Regions from separate parts of the Homo sapiens genome. Here region 2 is linked to region 1. A link is a loop called in an ENCODE intact Hi-C map of the cell type or tissue named here. Cell type or tissue: PC-9. All regions are shown on one strand. Links, peaks and the distances in the headings refer to the core of each region. The heading gives the core; the rest is flanking DNA.

The links. A loop is a pair of places that touch in the nucleus more often than their neighbours do. Peaks named below come from ENCODE experiments on the same cell type or tissue, not always from the same donor. Only the 100,000 strongest peaks of a DNase experiment are listed, where the experiment ranks them.
Region 2: a loop joins it to region 1, with 1.9 times the contacts of the local background. A loop is called at or near these places in 1 of 110 quality-filtered maps.

The regions. Positions count from the first base shown.
Region 1 is chr7:105,130,563-105,141,977 of GRCh38, reverse strand. SRPK2 (SRSF protein kinase 2) reads left to right here. Exons shown (of 16, transcript NM_182692.3): 12 at 8,874-8,974; 13 at 9,080-9,187. It overlaps LOC124901717 (a long non-coding RNA gene), which reads right to left. Exons shown (of 2, transcript XR_007060465.1): 2 at 7,805-10,211. Among named protein-coding and RNA genes, the nearest start is that of KMT2E, 120 kb to the right of the region's middle. RefSeq lists silencers at 1-117, 10,338-10,447. In PC-9, for the core only: a CTCF peak has its summit at 5,359; a DNase peak (open chromatin) is centred at 5,577; H3K27ac peaks cover 1,286 bases.
Region 2 is chr7:105,309,854-105,321,268 of GRCh38, reverse strand. All of the region lies in intron 2 of SRPK2 (SRSF protein kinase 2), which reads left to right. Among named protein-coding and RNA genes, the nearest start is that of SRPK2, 73 kb to the left of the region's middle. In PC-9, for the core only: no CTCF peak of the experiment used is centred there; no DNase peak of the experiment used is centred there.

The sequences.
Region 1 (11,415 bases), core at 1,160-9,159:
ATCGCTGACTCCAGGGACGTGCCTTTAACAAATGCTGTGAAGGAATTGGCTGGAAGTGGCCAAGCCCTGTGTGTGTGTACTGATCAGTTTTATTACTTTTATACTCCTGAAGAAGTAATGTGATTTAAATAAATTTTCTATGCCATTAGGCTATTTCTTGCTCTCTGCATACCAAATCTTATTTCTGACCAGTTTTCATTTTTAATATATTTAGTCAGCAGCATCATTTGCAAAAACCTTCCAGTTTTAGCAACTTACACCTTTCTAGAATGTGTAGTTTAGTTTAAAATTCGTATCTTCTTCCATCTAATGTCATTATATTTAGTTTAGTTTAGTTTTGTTTTGTTTCTATTCAAGAAAATTATGCCTCCTCTTTGACTCTATTGAGAAAGAAGTGTCATATTGTCTTTTGATAGTTGTTCCTGATTATAGGACCCTACTATTGGTAACTGGCCCAGGATTGTAATTTTCAAGGAATTGGCATGGATTTAAATGTGATGACAGATTATAGATTGGCTCTTGTGTTCTTGTCTACCTAAGAAGGCTTGACTTATTCAAAGCCTTATTTTGGGAGTGAATGCCAAGTGACTCTAGTAAGTGAAAACTGGGTAACACAGCTGGTTTCCATACTGGCTTATGGGGGAAAAGCTCTGAAACCTCCCTCTGCTCCCTCTACTGACAAGACTGTTTAACACACAGCGAGTAAAATTGATGAGCCAGCCCTGCAAACAGCCCGACATTCTGCAGCCCCTTTGGTTCCAGCAGTCTGGAATTGCACGCCGAGTAAGCTGGCTTTGTTACGCACTGGCTATGATGAATCCTCCTAAGGATTTGCTTTCTTTACTTGGCTGGACGTGGTCAGCTCCTGTTCCCCTTTCCAGGGAGTGTTTGAAGGTGCTTACATAGAATGTAGGTTAATTTCTGGGAAAGGGCAGTAGTGAGAGGTACCTTATCCAGACTTATTGTTGCTGTTGCAGTTCAATTTTTCTCTTACTTGAAGTTTCTTTTTTTTTTTATGAGATTGAGTCTTGCTCTGTCACCCAGGCTGTAGTGCAGTGGCGCGATCTCGGCTCACTGCAACCTCTGCCTCCCGGGTTCAAGCGATTCTCCCGCCCCAGCCTCCTGAGTAGCTGGGATTATAGGCGCGTGCCACCATGCCCGGCTAATTTTTGTATTTTTAGTAGAGACAGGGTTTCACCATGTTGGTCAGGCTGGTCTCAAATTCCTGACCTCGTGATCCACCCGCCTCAGCTTCCCAAAGTGCTGGGATTACAGGCGTGAGCCACCGCGCCCGGCTGAAGTTTCATATAGAAAGTAATTTACAAAGTACCTTTTTAATTATTTCTATTTTATTCATTCATTTATTTATTTATTTTTTGAGACAGTCTCACTCTAGTTGCCCAGGCTGGAGTGCAGTGGTGCAATCTCAGCTCACTGCAACCTCCGCCTCCTGAACTCAAGCAATTCTCCTGCCTCAGTCTCCCGAGCAGCTGGGATTACAGGCGCCCGTCACCATGCCCGGCTAATTTTTATATTTTTAGTATAGACAGAGCTTCACCATGTTGGCCAGGCTGGTCTCCAGTGCCTGACCTCAGGTGATCTGCCCTCCCCAGCCTCCCAAAGTGCTGGGATTACGAGCCTGAGCCACCATGACCAGCTCAAAGTACCTTTTTTATTCATACTTATTTTGCAAGTATTAGCTTGGGCTGCAGTGGCTTCAAGTACAGTCAGCCCTCCATATCCATGGGTTTTACATCTTTGGATTTCCCATCCATGTGTTCAGCTAACTTCAGGTGGGAAATAGTTGGAGGGGAAAAAAAACTGTGTCTTTATTGAACATGTACAGATTTTTCCCCCCTTGTCATTACTCCCTAAACAATACAGTATAACAACTATTTACATACCATTTACATTGTAGCAGGTATTATAAATAACTAGAGATCAACTAAAGTGTATAGGAAGATATATGTAGGTTATATGCAAACACTACACCGTTTTATATCAGAGACTTGAGCATCTGTGGATTTTGGTATCCTCAGGATGTCCTGGAACCAGTTCCCCTGCAGACACCGAGAGGCACCTGCATATCAGATTAAACCCCAGCTCAAAACTTAATAACTGTGGAACTTTGGTTTCTTACCCTGTCTGAGCCTTGGTTCATTCCTCTATCAAAAGAAAGAAATGGCTACCTCTAAGGTTGTTAGTAGCACTGAATTAAATAAAACAGGTCAATGGCAAAGGTACATAAATAACATATAATAATAATATATTGAAAAATTTCCCATTGAATGTAAGTTGCCTTGGTCATCACAATCCATGTAAAGGAGCAGAATTGCTGCTTGTTACCACATGGTCATCATTGGAGGCCCAGGCAAGTCATAAGACTTATCCTATTGTTTACATGACAGCTCCATCTCTGTGTCACAGGAAACTTCAAACCTTACATGTCCAAAACCAGAATACAACTTTCCCTGCCAACCTGCTACACATACTGTATTTCCTACACTTGTTGCCACCATTTCTTGTTGCTCCAGTGAGAAACTTGATCATCAGGATGTCTTCTTTTTTTCTCTCATGTCCAGTAAATCATCTCATTTTGCCAGTCATACCTCCTAAGTAGGGGTCCCCCTTGCCTTGTCCCTAAAGTGGGCAGTGTCATTGCTTGCCTCTCCTATTATGGAGGTTCCTTACTGGTGTCTTGGCTTTGTGTTCTCTCCAGCTTTTCTCCCCACCTGCCTTTCAGCATGCCCTTCCATGGTGCTGCTAGAGTGTCTTTGCAGTATGCTCACCCGATCAGTGTATTCCCCTGCTCACAGTTTCCACAGCTCCCCATCATCTACAGCAGTGGTCTCCACAGTGGAGAGTGTACATCCCTGCATAACCAGCACCATCCAGGAAGGTGCAGGAAGGAATTATTAGAGCATCTGTGTATTTTTTTATTTTGAAAGAATAGTACAATAAACAACTGTATATCCTCCACATAGATTGAGCAATTCACATTTTGCCGCATTGCATATACTTTGTGTACACAGACACTGCATGCTACACATATTAGGATACTTCACTCCTAAATACTTAAGCATTCATCTTCTGAGAGATGAATTAGAACGTCCTCCATTGTAACAATAATACTATTACAACGTGTAAGAATAGCACTAATTTTATATTATTATTATTTTGAGACAGGATCTTGCTCTATCGCCCAGGCTGGAGTGCAGTGGCGTGATCTCGGTTCACTGCAACCTCTGCTTTCTGGCTCAAGTGATCCTCCCACCTCAGCCCCCAAGTAGCTGGGACTACAGTTGGCACTACCATGTCTGGTCAACTTTTATATTTTTGGTAGAGAAAGTAGGGTTTTACCATGTTGCCCATGCCAGTCCTGAACTCATGGGCTCGAGTGATCTGCCTACCTTGGCTTCCCAAAATGCTGGGATTAAAGGCGTGAGCCATCACACCTGGCCTAATATCATCTATTATTTATTCCATATTCAAATTTCCTCAATAATTCTAAAATTTTCTTTTTAAATTTTCCTGATCTAGGATATGATCCAACACAGTAGCCTGCCTCCTGGGTGAGGGCTTCCTGTATCCCCAGCAGGCTTACTTCTCTTTCCCCTCTGCTCCTGCTGGCCATGCTTGTCTTAGTTGTATGGGCAGTGCTCATTGTCACTGTCTGTCTTCTCATTAGAATGTGAACTCTTGGAGAGTGCAGTGTGTTTTTATCTTTGCATCCTCAGCATCTGATTCAGTGCTAAGATAAATATTTATTGAATAACGAACAAACAAATGAGTGATACCTTTTTACATTCTTCTTCTCTTTCCTTTCTCCCGCTTTTTTCCATTTATAGTCACAATTTTACTGTGTCCAACACACATACCATCCCCAATACCTGTTGCATCAGGTAGAAACTGGAGGTCTTGAAGAGCATTTTAATATTGGCAAATTCTAGGGATGTACCAGGGACAGGATCTCCTTTGTTTGGAAGCACTCAGTTTTCGCCCGCAGCTTGGCCATTTGATAAGCAAGAGCAGCCTCCCCCATGGGAGGTGTGTTTTGTTTTCTGCATGGGAAGGGGTATAAGCCTAGAGTCTTGCACTTGACCACACGGTACTTCGTGAATTTGAGGCAAGAGAAACAATGAAGAGTTTGTGTAGATCCTGACTTTAGGGCAGAATGTACATGTTAGGGCATAGTAGAAGAAAGACTGGGGCCAGTTTGAGGAACTTGAAGAAACCTAAATGCCAGGCTAAAGAAGGTACACTTTTTTCCTAGAGTAATTTGGCAGCCATTGAAGGTTGAGAAGAGGATGGTCCCTCTTAGATGATCAGCTGCCAGAGCCTTAGTGTGTATCTTGGCTCAACACATCTGAAGGACAAAGGCCCTGGAACAGGGTGGTTTTGTTGGTCTTACCTGTGGGCTATTTCTGGAATCCTTTCTGTGTCACTCGATGGGGACCCACACCACTGTCAGTCCTTGCTAGGCTACTGTTAACACAGCCTCCGTGCTCCTATCACTTGAGCTTTTGCTCCCCAGTCTGTCTCTGTCTGGCAGTCCAGAGAGAACTGTTTAAGGCTTAACTTCTTCCCCCTTACCCACCCTCGCCTCACCAACATGATCTCCATTGTGTTTCCCATGTAGAGTAGTGATGCCCTGAGTTGTCCTTCACTGAAGCTGACAAACTCTCCAGTGTGTTCCCTGGCAGGTCTCTGTTGGTGCCTGCTCCAGACCCATTCTCTGTTTCCCTAATTCATTCTACACCGTTCACACTGGCTTCTTTCTAAAGTTTCTCAAAGTTGCAAGCCTGTTTCTGCCTTAGGATTTTTGTACTTCCCGTGTCCTTTGCCTCAAACTTCTCTTACTTTCATGCCTGCCTTTGTTCAGACCTCTCCTGAATGTCACCTTCTCAGAAAAGATCTCCCCTGAACAGCCTTGGCATTATCCATCTCCTTTCTCTGCTTTGTTTTTCTTCATAGCCTGTTTAGCTACCTGACAGGATGTGTGGATTCCTCGTTTATTTGCCTTATTGCCCATATTTTCAACCAGTACACGAGTTTCCTAATTTAGCTTGTGTTTTTTTCTTACAGTGTTCCCAGTACCAAGACCATGCTTAGCACACAGAAGGTACTCAGTAAATATTTGTTGCACGAATGGTTGAGGTGGCAACATTAAATCTCTTAGTTCCACTACTTCCTTGGGCCTCATAGTGAACCTCCTCCATATAGAGGGGATATTCTTGTCGTCCTTGTAAGGACCCCTTATGATGTAAAGAGTCAGTGTGTGCCTAGCTCCATGTGTTATGTGCGTGTGACAGCAGCTGTCTCATTATGCTGAGGCACTGTTGGCTACCATCTAATAGTTCCTAGGATAGCTTCTTGTGGAATGAGTGACCACAGTGTCACCCAAAGACTAGCGTATCAGAAGGTGACTTAAGGGGCCCAGTTCTTCCCGAAGTGAAAGCTTTCCACTCATTCCCCTCTTAGTGGAAGCAGAGTGCAATTGCAAGCTTTTCATTTTGGAAGGAAGACAGCTCCAGTTTGTCCTTTGTGTCACCATTATCTGTAAGAAGGAAACCGTGTGACAGGTCACTACTGTGGTGACTCAGTCAGAGGAGGTGTGACAAAAGCATTCCAGTTGGGTTTCAGTGGACTTCTTGGGAATGTAGCAGTCTGGTACCTTAGTTCAGGAACTATCATACTGAGAAAAGAAAGAAAAGCAAAATCTCTTTTACCTCCTGTTGTGTTTTTATACAATTAAGTTATTGAGATACATTACCTAGCATCATTTGGAACGCATCAGAAGCTAAGTAACTGTTTACAAACCCGAACCAGGAGGATAACAGCATGTCACCAAAGAGATTCTGTTCAGTGAACCTTAATGAGGGATATTAAGTACAAGAAACACCCCTGAATTTAGGCCAGGTGCGGTGGCTTATGCCTGTAATCCCGGCACTTTGGGAGGCCAAGGTGGGCAGATCACTTGATGTCAGGAGTTCGAGACCAGCCTGGCCAACATGGTGAAACCCCGTCTCTACTAAAAATACAAAAATTAATCGGGCATGGTTTCAGGCGCCTGTAATCCCAGCTACTCGGGAGGCTGAGGCAGGAGAATTGCTTGAATCTAGGAGGTGGAGGCTGCAGTGAGCCGAGATCGCGCCACTGCACTCCAGCCTAGGCGACAGAGTGAGACTCTGTCTCAAAAAAAAAAAAAAAAATTCCCTGCATTTAAATGTGAGGTGATGGGTCTTTGAAAGTATATTTCTTCTAGCGTGATTGAATTAAGCAGCTCCTGAGAAATGTTTTTAAAAACAACATCTCAGAGTGGTGGCAGATTACAGATCATCTCCTTCCACTTGAGTGCCCTCAGATAACAGCCAACTCGGCTACTGTTCTCATGGAGAAAAAGAAATCACATCGTTCTGTGGCTCAGGAGGACCACAATATGTCTAACCGGGCTTCGCCCTCTTCTCATTAGACCTATGATTTGAGTTGTTTGTGGGGGCGGAACTTGCTCTTGGGCCTCCCCTTCCCTCTGCTGCTGCTCTCTGGTCCCTCACTGACCAGTTGGGAGCCTCTGCCCCAGACGATGGTTCAGCTGGTCACAGCAGAGGGAAGCCCCTGCGTCTGGCCAGGCGCCCAGATGCTGTCCTGACTCTCCTGTGTTTGGGTTTTTAGTGTCTTCGGTGGGGAAGGGGTGGTCCCTTCCGATTCTTCTTTTCCTGAACACCAAGCCTCATAGAGTTTAAGTCATTTGCCAGTCTTACAACTTGTAGATATTGAAACTTAGATTTGAATCCAATTTTTCAAACCTCAAATTCCATTTTCCTTCTTGCTGATTCTTCTTGATTAAATGACATACGGGGCATTCATCTAGTCATGTCTAGTGTTGTTCATCTACCCATTGGGTCAGCATTTTTATATTTATCCTGGACCTCTGTTCTCAGCCCCAGGTGAATCAGTGTATATTCATTTTGCCTTCTTTTTTGGTCTTTGTGCTGCTTTCTTTCTGAATTTTTGCTGAGTTCTGGTGTTTCTTTTCCTGAGCTCATACCTGGCCTTTGGTGAGGCTGTGCAGAATCCTTATAAAGAAGGAAACAGGCATATGGAAGGTAGCAAGCAGGGAATATCTGTACCTGGCTGGCTCATTTGATTAACATGCTAGAGGAACAGGTCTTGAGGGTTAAGATACTGGTCAGAATTCTCTTGGCGTCCTCTGGAGCCCCCCTAGGGAGCTGTGTGGGCACCCTAGGTCCTGAGGCCCTTGCCTGTTCACTGCCTTACGGCAAGTTGCAAGGCTGGCCCTCCTTCCTCTTATGGGGCTTGCTGAAGAATCAGAGCCTCCCCAAGCACCCTGGTTTCACAGCTCGTATGTACCCCAACAGAGGTTTAGTTCATTTCAGCAGTGCCCAGCTTCAAGGAAACAAAGGGGCTCTCCTAGGTAGGTGTTTATATTAGTCTGTTCTCACATTGCTGTAAAAAATACCGGAAACCCGGTAGTTTATAAAGAAAACAGGTTTAATTGGCTCACAGTTCCACAGGCTGTACAGGAAGCATGGCTGGGGAGGCCTTAGGAAACTTTCAAATATGGTAGAAGGGGAAGCAGGCATCTTACATGGCTGGAGCAGGAGGAGGAGAGAAGGGGGACGTGCTACACACTTTTAAACAACCAGATCTCGTGAGAACTCACTCAGTATCACGAGAACAGCAACGTGGAAATCTGCCCCCATGATCCAGTCACCTCTCACCAGGCCCCTCTTCTAACACTAGGGATTACAATTCGACATGAGTTATGGGCAGGGACACAAACCCGAATCATATCAGTGTTTAATGTTCTACATTGAACAGGCTTTTCTGCTTGGTTTTTAAATACCATTTCAAAATTACTTATACAGTAAATAAAAGTCCTGGTTTTATTTCATCTTTACCAGAAATCTGATCTTGTAGGTCAGTCTGAGGTTTGGTGATGAAGATGCTGACTTTAAGGACTATTTTTCTGGGCCTCACCAGATTATTTTTGTTTGTCACTTGCCCCTTGGTTAACTCTGCTTGATACAGGCATGATCTGAACTTGTTTGAGAAGATCTGGCCCCAGAATCTCTGGGAAGCTGGCCCTATACCTGCCTTTGAGATTCCCTGGAGTCATCCTGGAATTTAGAATGACTGCTCATGTACATGACAAGTTCATGACTGACCTCAGAGGTTGCCTTTATGGCCCAGGCCATCTCAGGAGACCTCTGTCTGGGACCTTCCTTGTCTAAAACAAAACCAGAATAGTTTAGTCCCTGCCTTTAATCTGTGTTTGTTAATCAACAGTCATCTACCCCTTGAGATCTGTGTGTGCTCAGCCCAAGCAGTGGGAACTGTAGGGGATGATGTGGGTGTGAGGTGTCGGTGCCAGGGACCCTGATGTCTTGTGGCGTCCAAGGAACTGTGTGTCACTGAGAGTGATCGGCCCCCACAGCAGTGTTCTTTCTACCTTCATGTTCCTTGTAATAATGCATCAGCAAGCTCGATCTGGGCCGTGAAGGGATGGATTGACACCATGAAGAGCCGCCACAAAGCTGCAGACAGGGGGACAGCAAGGCTGGCTTGTTCTAGGGCTGACCTGGACCCGAAGAAACTGGGGATAAAAAGAGAAAGGTCAAGGCAGTGCCCTTGGCGTCCTGTGGGCAGCCCAGTTTGCTCTTTTCTGGAGTATTTTCCAGAGGTGGAGAACAAGCAATTTTAGTTCTGTCAAGTTTAATTTACAGTATTCCAGGCCTAAGTGATCATTCCACTACTCTTGAGGAAAGGAGACTGACCCTGGCAAACACTGTGCTCACACATGCAAACCACCTATCCCGATCACTAACTGTCCTGCTGTTTGCTCATGCCAGCAAAAACCCGGGCAGCTGACTTGTTGGTGAATCCCCTGGATCCGCGGAATGCAGATAAAATTAGAGTAAAAATTGCTGACCTGGGAAATGCTTGTTGGGTGGTAAGTAGAGTTTTCTTTCTAAAACCTTTGGTCTTGATTCTGTGTGCGAAGACACTTTTTGAATGTCTGTGTTGCTCCGTGGTAATGCAGCCTGTTCCCTTCCAGCATAAACACTTCACGGAAGACATCCAGACGCGTCAGTACCGCTCCATAGAGGTTTTAATAGGAGCGGGGTACAGCACCCCTGCGGACATCTGGAGCACGGCGTGTATGGTAAGGACGGCTGTGCCCTTTGCTGCCATGGGAATTGGCTCGTTCCTTTCACACTCTGGATGGGGCTGAGTCTCTCTGAGGCATGCGACCTCAGTTTTTCTGACTGTAAGGGTCATCCACCGTGGGCTGGGTGAGGGGAAGGTTGCTGCCGCAGGCATCTTAAGAAGTGGAAGGATCCTCCTCAGGCGGGCCCTGGGTGTTTGGTGTGGTTGTGGGCTTGTGAGAGAGACATGGTCTCTTCTTAAGGCCCTGCACAGCCCACAGCCCCATGAATCAGACTCAGTTGTTGTGACACAGTGACTTCACTTGTGGTCCCTGAAAATGTGCAGGGTATAGGGAGCTTTTCCCTTCACTCACACTGTGGAGGAAGATGAGGTAGCATCTCCAGGGGAAGACTGCCTAAGGCGGGCAGGTGGGAGCCCCTCCAGGTAAGCCTCTGCCTGGTCAACCAGACATGCAGGGTTCCTCACCTTTCCAGACTGGAAGGGATTTCCCCAGATGCCAATGCATAATCTCTCTTCCCTTATAAAGCAAGAGCTAGCAGATATTCTGGCTTATTCTAGGATGTCTAGCCTCTTCTGAAACAGTGGCAGCAACGCCCACTCCCTCTGACAGAGTCTGTTCCCAGAGTGGTTGAGATGACGGCTTCCACAGGGCGGCAGAAGCCTCTTCTTCTATCTGTCAGGCCTGTTTTGCTGCTGGTTTTGTGCTGCACAGTTGCATTGTCTGTAAACTCCCCTGGCCCTGCCTGGCATCGTTTGGTCATTGACCCTGAACCTGTGAGTTGGTGAACACAAAGGGCCCTGCATTTGCGAGCCAGTTCCTGGTTCTCTTCCTCTGCCCTGTTTCCTGGCCCATTCAGCAGCTTTTTCTCAGTGGTATTTACTTAGGCGTTCCGTGTTGGGAAAGGTGGGTTGCTTGCTGTTGGGTTTCATGCTTTTCCTATTCCATACTGCTTTTTATCCATATTCTTCCAATATTTAAAAGAAAAGATTGTGTGCAAGGCTTAGCATTTTTCTTCTCACTGAAAAAAGGAATGCAGAATAAATATATTAATTTTCTGTTATTCAGAGGTTAATTTAACAATTTTCTTGAATTTACTGTGTTTTACCTCCTCTAATGCTCAAGTAAAAGCATTGTTGAGCAGATAGTGCCAGCTGATAGGAGAAAAAGAGGGTGCTTTCTGTCTTTCAGCTTTGACTCAGCATGATCTGAGTCAGCACATGGCCAGATAGGTCCTGAAACACCAGGCCTTTCTATTCCCTCGTTGCTCTTAAGGATAATACCAGACAATAACGTTTAAATTATTAAAGGTATTAAAGTTCTTCCATATCAAAAACCAAGTCCCTGCCTTAGCTAGGTATAGAAAAGAACGGTTAAAAGAACCGGTGGCCAATGATGGTCACTTTGAATTTAGAGAGTGCTGTGTGGAGAGGCATTTGACCCTCTCTGTGTGACCCCAGCAGGCAGACTGAGACGTGGGAGTTAGTGTAACGGGAGCTGCGGAGACACTGAGTGGGAGTCGGGGAGCAGGGGCCATTTCAGGATGTGGGGAGGTTAGACCACAATGGCCACTAGCAGCAGGGCTGCCCCGAATTAGGCGCTAAGTACTCTTTGAACTCTGAAATGCTGTGCTTCTAATTTGGGGTATTAAGTTTGGTGATATAACCAGAAAAATAGGACGCAGTCACGGATGTAGTGGGTTAATGGAGCTTTCAGCACAATTTTATACCAGGTTATCTGACCTGCCTTCCATTAGATGAACGTTTGTCCCTCCATACAATTTCCCTGTCCTGCTTACTTCTTGAAATGCTATTGCTGTGAACAGTGGCATAAATATCAATAACAGATTCCCAAGGAAAAGCCTTTCTGTCTTCTCACCTGCCCCCTTCCCAAGAATTAAGCATAAGCTCCCTCAGTGCTGTCAGGACGGCTTATGAGGTTTGCTTTTTCAGTTGGTTGTCATAAGGGAGGTTTTTTTTTTTTTGGAAAGGGGCAGGCCCTCATTCACTGCTTGCCCCACCCCCCAAAAGTCATGGCTTTAGAGGTTTCTTTTGTTCCTCCTAGAGAACCTAGGAGCAATGAGGCAGTTTTTCTTACCTCATCGTTCTGTTGTAGTGTAAAAATAGGACATTTAATATATTAAATTTGACCTCATAATACCAAGCTGTCATAAGGCCACAGATGGTTCTTGGTGGTAAAGCCTATATATAGTCTTTGAGGGTTTT
Region 2 (11,415 bases), core at 1,291-9,290, 180 kb before region 1:
TGGATACCCAGTTGTCTTAGCACCATTTGTTGAATAGTCTGTTCTTTCCGCATTGAGTGGTCTTCATGTGCAGACTGTTATTGCTGTGCATGTGTATATCTGTTTATCTGGAATTCACTTTTAAGAACTGTATATGGGCCAGGTGCAGTGACTCACATCTGCAATCCCAGCGCTTTGGGAGGCTGAGGTGGGAAGATCACTTGGGGTCAGGAGTTTGAGATGAGCCTGTACAACATAGCAAGACCTTGTCTCTTCAAAAAAATTTTAAAAACTAGCTGAGTGTGGTAGTACCTGCCTGTAGTCCTACCTACTCAGGAGGCTGAGGCAGAGGGATTGCATGGGCCTGGAAGTTTAGGGCAACAGTGAGCTATGATCACACCGCCATTCCAGCCTGGGCAACAGAGCAAGACCTTGTCTCATTAACCCAGTTGTGCCTAGTGTTCCATTATTGGAACACTAAGCTTGTGGGAGTTATTTATATCCTGCTCCAGGTCATTGCCAAGGTCTGATTTTTCACAAAAAAAGTTTGCAACCTTCGGCATAAATGGGTTAAAAAAAGGAAAAGCTGTATATGAAGGTCTTTGGCCACAGTTTGGTTTTTGATGGTAGATAGGGTTTTGTCACTTGAATGCAAAATTAGCTTTATAACTATAACTTTGAAACTAAATGGCTAAATTATTACTGATTTTATTTTTATTTTTATGGGTCGCCTTACAAGATGTATTTAGTTTGCCTCTTGGTTTTGAGTACTGTGGAAATGAGCTTACTGGTTGCTGTTTCTGAAAATGTGTACTTTAACTTATTCTCAAGGTAATTATTGATGTGTTTTTAAACTGAAAAACACTGAAGAAATTTTATAGATAAGTTTTCTCCATATTTTGTTTCACATAAATTGTGTCCATTTTGAAGATGTAGTTCCTCTTTTCCTCTTCCAAATGATTAAACTGGTAAAATTTTTGTATTAGAGGAATTAAGGTGAGAGGTGCTGAGCAAAATATGAATCTTCCAAGGTTTATTCTTGTACCTTGTTAGGGATATGCGTGGGTGTTTGTGTGATTGTGAGAGAAACAGAATGTGTGTATGTGTCACTGATTTTTTAAAAGTATAGATGTTGCTTTATTATTTGCCTTAAATATATAGCAAAATCAACCTGTAGACAATGCACCTGAAGAGAAAATGTAACTGTGTGAAGATTTAATAAAGTGGATTGGTGGAAAGACCATTTTATTATTTGGAATGTTATTATTTGGAATGTTAACAGAAAAACTTCAGCTGAATTAAATTTAAAGGAGTTTAATTGAGCAGTGAACAATTCGCGAGTCGGGCAGCCCCAAGAATCACGGGAGATTCAGAGACTGCAGTGCAGCTATGTGGTGGAAGAAGATTTATAGACAAAAAAAAAAAAAAAGGGGGGGAAGTGATGTCCAGAACTCGGAAGTGAGGTACAGAAACAGTCAGGTTGGTTACAGGTCAGCATTTGCCTTAGCTGAACACAGTTTGAACACTCAGCAGTGTATGAATGGTTAAAGTACGGCTGCTGGAATTTGCCAGGACTCAGCTGTATTTACAGGCGCATACCCATAGTTACGTTTTTCAATCTTGTCTACCTGTTAGCTTATGGATCCTCCACAAGGACTTAAATATTGAAGTACGGAGTCCTTCTCAGGCCATATTTAGTTTCCTTTAACCGGAAAAGTAACTAGAAAAAAAGTGTTTAAAGGGGCTTATATTCTCCCCCTGCCATCCACCGCCCCCCCCCCCCCCGCCGCAAGTGCATTAAATTTAAGAGTGGATGTTGAAAATAAAAACTAAAAATTGTTAATCACCAGTATGTTTCTTAAGTAAGCTTTCAAGAATGTAGAAGGAACAAAGAGGAAGGTAATTTTTAGCCTTGATAATGTTAAAAAAAATTCACAAAACCATAAATGGAGGGCTGTATACTTAAACTCTTCTATTCTTAGAAACGAACCTATGGTAGTAGATTATTCCATTTTGATTATAACTCAGGCCATATTGAAAAGGACGTTTGCAGTGATGAAAAACTGTGATTCCTTGATTAACGTGTAGAATTTAAAAATAGTGTGTTACATTTTCACAGAAATTAGATCTGTGAACATATGTTTTTCTTAGCTGTGATTTCCAAATTAATTTTGAAATATTGAGTGAATTAAGCAGTTTTAAAAGATGCAACAGATTTAATTTTCACCCTTTTGGATTTGTTTTTATTTTAGCTGAGATGTGATTCTTGTTTTACTTGAAAATATTGCTTGGGTTTTGTTTTAAAACATGAATTTTACTCATTCATGTAAATTATGTTTTATAGGTCGGCTTGTCATCATTTGATTTGTGACTCTCTATTCTTTGGAATACAGTGGTTAAAAACTGGATATGTAAAATACTGATACCTCGCTGCTATTACCAGGATTTTATACCAGTGTCTAGTGGAATAGACCAAAGGACAGAGTCCTTGGACTCAGAACTTGCATGAATTCTGCAGTGTGCAAGAGTTTTCTGGAGAATTGGTACCTTACTCATATTCTCAAAGGGGATGGTGAGAAGCGTGTTTCAAAAAAGGTTGATTAAGCTAGAATATTGACAGTGAAGTTATTTGCTCTTAAGTGTGTGACGGAAAGAACATAAAATGAGTACTGAGTGACATTTCTGTTTACCCAAATAGCCTGTATTAAGGAATTTGGTAATGGTATAAACACTGATTCTTAAACATTTTGCTCTTAGGACAGACTCTAAAAAATTATTTAGGAGCCCAAAGAGCCTTTTAATGCAGTTTATATCAATTGGTACTTGCTTTGTCAGAAATTAAAAACGTGTAGTTGTCAATACACTTACTGTATGTTAACAAATAGCATATTTTTAGGCTGGGTGCAGTGGCTCACGCCTGTCATCCCAGCACTTTGGGAGGCTGAGGTGGGCGGATCACCTGAGGTCAGGAGTTCGAGACCAGCCTGGCCAACATGCTGAAACCCTGCCTCTACTAAAAATACAAAAATTAGCTGGGCGACCTGGCGTGCGCCTGTAATCCCAGCTACTTTGGAGACTGAGGTAGGAGAATCGCTTGTACCCAGGAGGCGGCGGTTGCAGTGAGCTGAGATCACACCACTGCATTCAAGCCTGGGTGACAGAGCGAGACTCTGTATCAAAAAACAAAACCACAAAAATGAATAGCGTATTTTAAAATAAGAATGTATGCTTTTGGCTCGGCATGGTGGCTCATGCCCGTAATCCCAGCACTTTATGAGGCTGAGGCTGAGTCGGGTGGATTGCTTGAGTTTAGGAGTTCGAGAGCAGCCTGGGCAACATGGTGAAACCCCATCTCTACTAAAAAAATACAAAAATTAGCCAGGAGTGGTGGTGCACACCTATAGTCCCAGCTACTTGTGAGGCTGAGGTGGGAGGATCACCTGAATCTGGGAGGTTGAGGCTACAGTGACTGCACTCCAGCCTGGATGACAATGAGATCCTGTCTCAACAACAACAGCAACAAAAAGGGGTACTTTTTAAAACTAATGAGAAGAATGACATTGTTGGACATTTTTGAAAATTTCTTTAATGTCTGGCTTAATTGAAGACAGATTATCATATATGTGTCTGCCTTCAGTCTGTTGTGATATGTTATTTTTGTTGAAATATATGAAGAAAATATTCAACCCCATCCTGTGTTCTTGTATATTTTCTTTAAAGCAACAAGCTCATTTCATACGCTTTTGAGAAAAATGTCTGTCAGGTTCCCAAATTTGAATAACCAAGGCTTGTCTGTTAATAAGCCTTGCTGGAAAAAGCAAATAAAATGATTGCACAGGTGTTTTTCCTGGAGACATGCATTTTACTTTGGTTGGTAGCAGGAATACTTCCCATTTTAGCACATAGAATATGAAAACGCTGTCAACTCAACATTGAGATTTAATGAAATTAATTTTTTCATTGCTTCATCAAGAACATCCTTACATGAACCTGGCAACTTTTTAACTGAAAGTTAAATGCAAGGACTGCTAGTACAGCTTGGGGCCACCACATTGATTTGTGCTAAGATGCCAGCAGCTTAATCCACCATTCTTTTTATGTCGTCAGTGCAAATGTTGACACAGAAAGAGGCAAATAATGTCTTGAATCATTATGGAAATAGGTTTGATCTTGGAGACTTCTGAAGGTTTGTGAACCACACTTTGAGAACTGCTGGAAGGTATAAACATTAACACTGGGAGTTGCTTTGGCTGCTCTTCTTCCCCTCAGGAAAAAAGAGAATCAAATGAGAGTCTGATTTTCAGGTATAAAGGAGTGGGAGAGGGAACAGATGTTTATGACATTCCTATTCAGTCTCACTTAAGCCTCATAACTGTCATGTACACTAGATATTGTTGTCCCCTTTTTGCAAATGAGATAAACAGGTCTTGAGGGTTAGAATAGCTTGCCTAAGGTCATAGAACCTAGTAAGTATGGCCAGTGGGCGGGAACTAGTCTTCCCTAGGCCATGCTTGCCTCCACATGGATGTAACTGATCCTGGAGTGAGAAGAGGCTAATCCAAAGGTCAGAGTAACTTTGTCCTATCCTTGTATCTCTTGTGTCCTTGCATTAGTTTCTTATCTTTAACCTTATCATTAACCTTTTCTAATTAGAACAGTAGGAATTCCTCATTAGAAAGATGGTCATGGAAACAGCAGATAAACTGTTTATCTTTGATCTAATTTGTAAAATTAAAGTCATGGAAAAAATATTGTCAGAGTTACAAGTCAGGAATGTAGTTTATCTGGTGGGCTCCCTGGTTTTTAGAATTGTTAGTGCTAGTTTGCTGTTGAAGTGCTTACTTAGCTTGGAGGTAAAGTAGTGTAAGTGAGTAGATACCAGGCTTTATAAGCGGCCTTGAGAGTGTCTTGATTGAGTGGTGAATATACTACCGAAGTTAATGCTATTTCCTAGGCCTTAATGCACAGTAATTTGAGAGGTATTTTCTTCAAGTTAAAAGGCACAGTTTTAAGATTACCTCAAGATGGCCAGGCACGGTGGCTCTCGCCTGTAATCCCAGCATTTTGGGAGGCTGAGTCTCTACTAAAAATACAAAAATTATCTGGGCATCATGGCGGGTGCCCGTAATCCCAGCTACTTGGGAGGCTGAGGCAGGAGAATCACTTGAACCCAGGAGGCGGAGGTTGCAGTGAGCCGAGATCGCGCCATTGCACTCCAGGCTGGGTGACAAGAGCGAAACTCAGTCTCAAAAAAAAAAAAAAAAAAATTACCTAAAGATGTCTTTTCGTTTAGTGTACACCTTTTTGCTTTCTATAAAAAGGCTGGGAGTTTCATAATACTAAACAGGTAGTAACTACAGAAAATTTTTAATGACCAATACCTATACTTTGAAAGAGGGTTAGGAGGAAAACCATCATAGAATCTCAGAATTAACAAAAATTTATTATGCATTATATTAGAATCATGTCAAATACAACTTATCCAGATTTTTATTGTTTGTTCACCATGAATATTTGTTCGTTGGGGGTATATCTGGACTTGCCAAAGGAATGAGAACACACGTGTGTAATATTTAGCTTGATATTATGTTATAAGTGACTTTAGGGATTATCTAGTCAAGTTGTTTTAAAACAGTGGAACCTTTTCTTTAATTGAAATTGTATCCAGAGTCCAATATTTGAAGCATAAAAGCCAAGTGGTTGAAAGGTTGAAATGAGAGTCATGGGCCCAGAATTCTCATGTTTGCCTGGCAGCAAGTCCTTGGTTAGTAGTAATACACAGCGTTAGTGTGCATTAGTGTTCACTCTGTGCCAGGTCTTGTATTAAGCACTTTACATGTATGATTTCACAGTTTGAAAACCACTTATCTAGTTCAGCTTCTGATTTTTTTCTGTTAAGAAACAGGTCCAGAGAGCTTAAATGAATTGCCCAGCATCTCAAACTAGTTTTTAATAGAGTTAGTATTATTAAAATTCTTATAGTCAGTTTAGCTAGTGGCATGTGTGTGATATTTTATTTTCCCAGTTGTTAGATTAATTCAGGTCTTTTGCAGTAAAATAAAAATTTCCAGAAGAGTATAAAATGGAAAAAATACTTGACTTTCAGTGGCTAGGGCTTTGATAATATTTTGGTGTGAATCATTCTAGGCTCCTTTATAAGTTTTCTATTTTTTAAAAATAGAGGTGGGATCCCCTATGGTGTGCAGGCTGGTCTCGAACTCCTGTGCTCAAGTGATCTTCCTGCCTCAGCCTCCCAGAGTGCTGGGATTCCAGGCAGGAGCCACTGCACCCAGCTCATAAATTGTTTCTTTATTAGAAAAATTGAGATACCCACCATACCATTTTATTGTGAGTTTTTAAATGCTTAAGAATATATTCTAAGCATATTTCCTGTTCTCCTACATATACTTTGTAAGAATGATTAATGAGATTTCACTACATTTGAGCAATTTACTTAATGAATTTCTCATTATTCGACATTTATGTTTACAGGTTTTTCTTTTGTTATATGTAATGTGCTATACACCTATGAGCATTCATTTTCTAGAACATTAACTTCTAGATTTCCAATTACTATGTCAGCCGGCATTTACAAAATATGTTTTGGGCCGGGCATGGTGGCTAACGCCTGCAATCCCAGCACTTTGGGAGGCTAAGGCGGGCAGATCGCCTGAGGTCAGGAGTTTGAGACCAGCCTGGCCAACATGGTGAAACCCTGTCTCTACCAAAAATACAAAAATTGGCCGGGCGTGATGGTGCACACCTGTAGTCCCAGCTACTCAGGAGGCTGAGGCAGAATTGCTTGAACCTGGGAGGCAGAGGTTGCAGTGAGCTGAGATTCTGCCACTGCACTCCAGCCTGGGTGACAGAGCAAGACTCTGTCTTGAAAAAATAAAAAATGTGTTTTGAAACATGTTGCCCAGGTAATCTTTGGGAAGGATTTGCCAGTTTATTTTTCAAGACAGGGTCTTACTCTGTCGTCCAGGCTGGAGTGCAGTGGTGCGATCTCAGCTCAGTGTAACCTCTGCCTCCTGGGTTCAAGTGATTTTCATATCTCAACCTCCCAAGTAGCTTGGATTACAGGCATGTGCTATGACCCCCGGTTAATTTTTCATATTTTTAGTAGAGACGGGGTTTCACCATGTTGGCCAGGCTGGTCTCTAGCTCCTGGCCTCAAATTACCGGCCAGCCTCGCCTCCCAAAGTGTGTGAACCACCACGCCCAACTGGTTTTGCCAGTTCATATGTTCATAATACATGTTATTGAATTTTTGTGAGCCCTGGATAATGCAGTTAAAACAAATAGATGTCATTTTAATTTACATTTTTTTGGATATAAATGAGGTGCGACTTTGCCCTTTTATATTAATTAGTTGTTTTTTCATTTGTATACTGCCAGTTCTTTTACTTTGCTTGTTTTTCTATTTGAATGTTTTTTCTTTTTCTTTTTAAATAAGAAAAGGAGTTCAAGATATATACACCCACTGACAATGTACCTTGCTGCCCCTCCAACAGTTCATGATGTCTCTTGCTTTTTTTTGAGACAGAGTCTCGCTCTGTTGTCCAGGCTGGAGTGCAGTGGTGCAATCTTTGCTGACTGCAACCTCCGCCTCCCTGGTTCAAGGGATTCTCCTCCCTCAGCCTCCCAAGTAGCTGGGATTACAGGTCCACGACGCCACACCTGGCTAATTTTTTTGTATTTTAGTAGAGATGGGGTTTCACTGTGTTACCCAGGCTGGTTTCAAACTCCTGAGCTCAGGCATTCCACCCACCTCGGCCTCCCAAAGTGCTGGGATTACAGGTGTGAGCCACTGTGCCTGGCCAATTTTTTTTTTTTTTTTTTTGAGATGGAGTCTCACTCTGTTGCCCAGGCGGGAGTGCAGTGGTGTGATCTTGGCTCACTGCAACCTCTGCCTTCCGGGTTCAAGCGATTCTCCTGCCTCAGCTGCCCGAGTAGCTGGGATTACAGGTGCGCATCACCACACCCTGCTAATTTTTTTGTATTTTGGTAGAGATGGGGTTTTACCATGTTACGCTGGCTGGCCTCAAATTCCTGAGCTCAGGCAATCCGCCCATGTTGGCCTTCCAAAGTGCTGGGATTACAGGCTTGAGCCACTGCACCTGGTAATTTAAAAAAAAAAAAATCATTACCTTTTGACAAAAGTAAGTCCTAACTTTTTTTTCCCCTTACATGCATATAATGCCTGATTGTCTTGTCTTTTGTGATGTTATTGCCCACTGACCATTGCCTACATTCATTAATTCATTAGTAGTTTCAAATGGTGATAGTGTAATTTTATTATTCCTTATTTATTTATTCATTTCTGGAATATTTTGTAAAGAGAAACTTTCTTGCCTGGTGTGGTATCTCATGCCTGTCATCCCAGCACTTGGGGGAGGCCAAGGTGGGAGGATCACTTGAGGCCAGGAATTTGAGCCTAGAGTGGGGAACATAGTGAGACCTCATTTCTACAGAAAAGATAAATATTCCCATATCAACTGTTTGTATACTTCAGGTTGAGTTTGTGAGGGAAAGTCAGGATGCATGCTTGATTCTTTCCTTTTGCTTAGCACATTGAAAATAGTTGATTTACTGGCTTCCAAAAAGATGAAAAGAATTAAGTGACTTATGGATTCAGGAATGTTTGGGTTTTATTATATTTGTTGATACATACGATTTTATCTGCAGCCAGCAGGCGCTCCATTAAAATTGCATCTGAGGTGCAGGGCTGAGATTAAATTTACCTATTCTGGAAATTTAACATATTTAATGACCATTTGTGTCTGACTTTGTTTACATAGTATAATGTTTTCAAGGTTCATCTACCCCCGCTTGTTTTTTTTTTTTTTTTTGACGGAGTCTCACTCTGTTGCTTAGGTTAGAGTGCAGTGGCATGATCTCGGCTCACCGCAAGCTCCGCCTCCTGGGTTCAAACGATTCTCCAGTCTCAGCCTCCCAAGTAGCTGGGACTACAGGCGTGCACCACCATGCCTGGCTAATTTTTGTATTTTTAGTAGAGACGTAGTTTCACTATATTGTCCAGGCTGGTCTCGAACTCCTGACCTTGTGATCCCCCCACCTTGGCCTCCCAAAGTTCTGGGATTACAGGCGTGAGCCACTGCACCCAGCCAAGTTTCATCTACTTTGTAGCATATATCAGTACTTCATCTTGAAATTATTTGTTCATGTACATTTTATTTTTAATTTTTATTTATTTTTGTCCTCAGTGTCCATCCATGTTGTAGCATTTGTCAAAGTTCACTTGCTTTTATGACTGAATAATATTACATTGTATATATGTACCACAATTTGTTTACTCACCCATTGATGGCATTTGGATTGTTTCTTCCTTTTAGTTATGAATAGAACTATACCAACATTCCTGCACAAAGATTTGAGTTCTTGTTTTCTTTCTTTTGAATATAAACCTAGGAATATAATTGCTGGGTCATAGATTAATTTTTGTGCTTTAGTTTTTGAGGAACCACCACACTTTTTCACAGTGTCAGAACTATTTTACATGATGACCATCTGAGCTATTTTACATAATCACCAGCAACGTACAAGGGTTCCAGTTTTCTACATCCTTGCCTACACTTATTGTCTGTATTTCTGTTTGTAGATGTCCTGATGGGTGTGAGGTGGTATTTCATGGTTTTTATTTGCATTCTCCTAATGACTGATGTTAAGCATCTTTTCATGTGTTTTTGGCCATTTTTATATCTTTAGAGAAATGACTTGAAATCCTTTGCTTGTTGGCCAGGTGGAGTGGCTCAGGCCTGTAATCCCAGCACTTTGGGAGGCCTAGGCAGGCAGATCACCTGAGGTCAGGAGTTCAAGATCAGCCCAGCCAACATGGTGAAACCTGTCTCTACTAAAAATACAAAAAGTTAGCTAGGCGTGGTGGCAGGTGCCACTAGTCCCAGTTACTCAGAAGGCTGAGGCAGGAGAATTGCTTAAACCCAGGAGGTGGAAGTTGCAGTAAGTCCAGATCGCGCCATTGTACTCCAGCCTGGGAGACGAGTGAAACTCCGTCTCAAAAAAAAAATAAGAAAGAAATTATTTGCTTATTATTTAATTGGGTTATTTATTTTTTTGTTGGTGGGTTGTAAGAGTTCTTTACATACTCTTGACCCTTATCAGATATATGATGTGCAGATATTTTTTTTCATTCTGTAGGTTGCCTTTTCACTTTTTTGGTAATGTCCTTTGATGCCCAAAACAGCTCTTTACTTTTATTACAGTTTTTAGTCAACTAAGCGGTTAAGGACGGTTGTACTATGTGCACAACCGAGCCCCTCCTAGATTGTGGGTTGTCTGATGGAAAGGGTGTAAAAAGTCTGAAGCAATTGACGTTAATATTGTGTATTTGTGGAAGGGTGGATTTGGCTTTTAAAATTGAGACATAACTTAGTTTTTTAATGCTCCATTTCATTCCACAAAAAGTTTGAGTAGACTTATAATAGATATGCCAAAAACTAGGATCAAAGGAAAAATAAGTAGAATAAAGATTGGGGAAAAGAATGTCATTGGAGAGTTCTAGATGGAAAATAAATATATAGCAGTAGTGTAGGATTATGGGTGATCCAAAATTTTCTTCTTTGTATGTGACTTTCATTTTATTTATTTATTTATTTATTTATTTTGAGACAAGGTCTCACTATGTTAACCCGGGCTGGAGTGCAGTGGCGCGATCTCGGCTTCTACAACCTCTGCCTCCTAGGCTCAAACAATCCTCTCTCCTTAGTCTCTCGAGTAGCTGGAACTACAGGAGTGTGCCACCATGCCCTGCTAAAGTTTTATATTTTTGGTAGACATGGAGTTTTGCCATGTTGCCCAGGCTGGTCTTGAACTCCTGAGCTCAGGTGAGCCACCACGCCCAGCCTATTTTTTCATATTTTTTACATTTAATATTTCTTTAGTAAAGAGAACATTTTACTAAAATATTACAATTCTGAATGCATTTACTAGCCTTGCTGCGTTCTGTGCACTGATGTGTGATCCATTATTATGGTTTTATCTGCTACCTATGTTTGTCTTCAGTCTCTCCCTGTTCCCTGAACTTCAGTTGGTTCAGCTGTTCCCCTTTCCAGTACCTCATGGGGTCTTAGACTCAGCAGTATTCCTCCCAGGCTCATCTCCCTAGCCTTACACCTTTGTGTTCCATGTTTTCTCTGCTGCAGCCTGGCGCCTCTGTGTTTTCCTTTCTGTTTGGCTTAGACCTACTAGGACTCATATCAGATCTCACCCCCAGAGGGAGGATTTCCCTGACTCCTTCTCCCCCATGCGTGAGGAGTTCCTTTGCCTACCTCTGTCATTGTGCAGACCACAGTGCTTATGGCATTATGTCTGTGTGATTTTTTTCTCCTCTACTGGCTTATGAGCCCCTCAGGGACATAAACTGAGACTTCTTGTTTATGCTTGTGTAACAGAGTG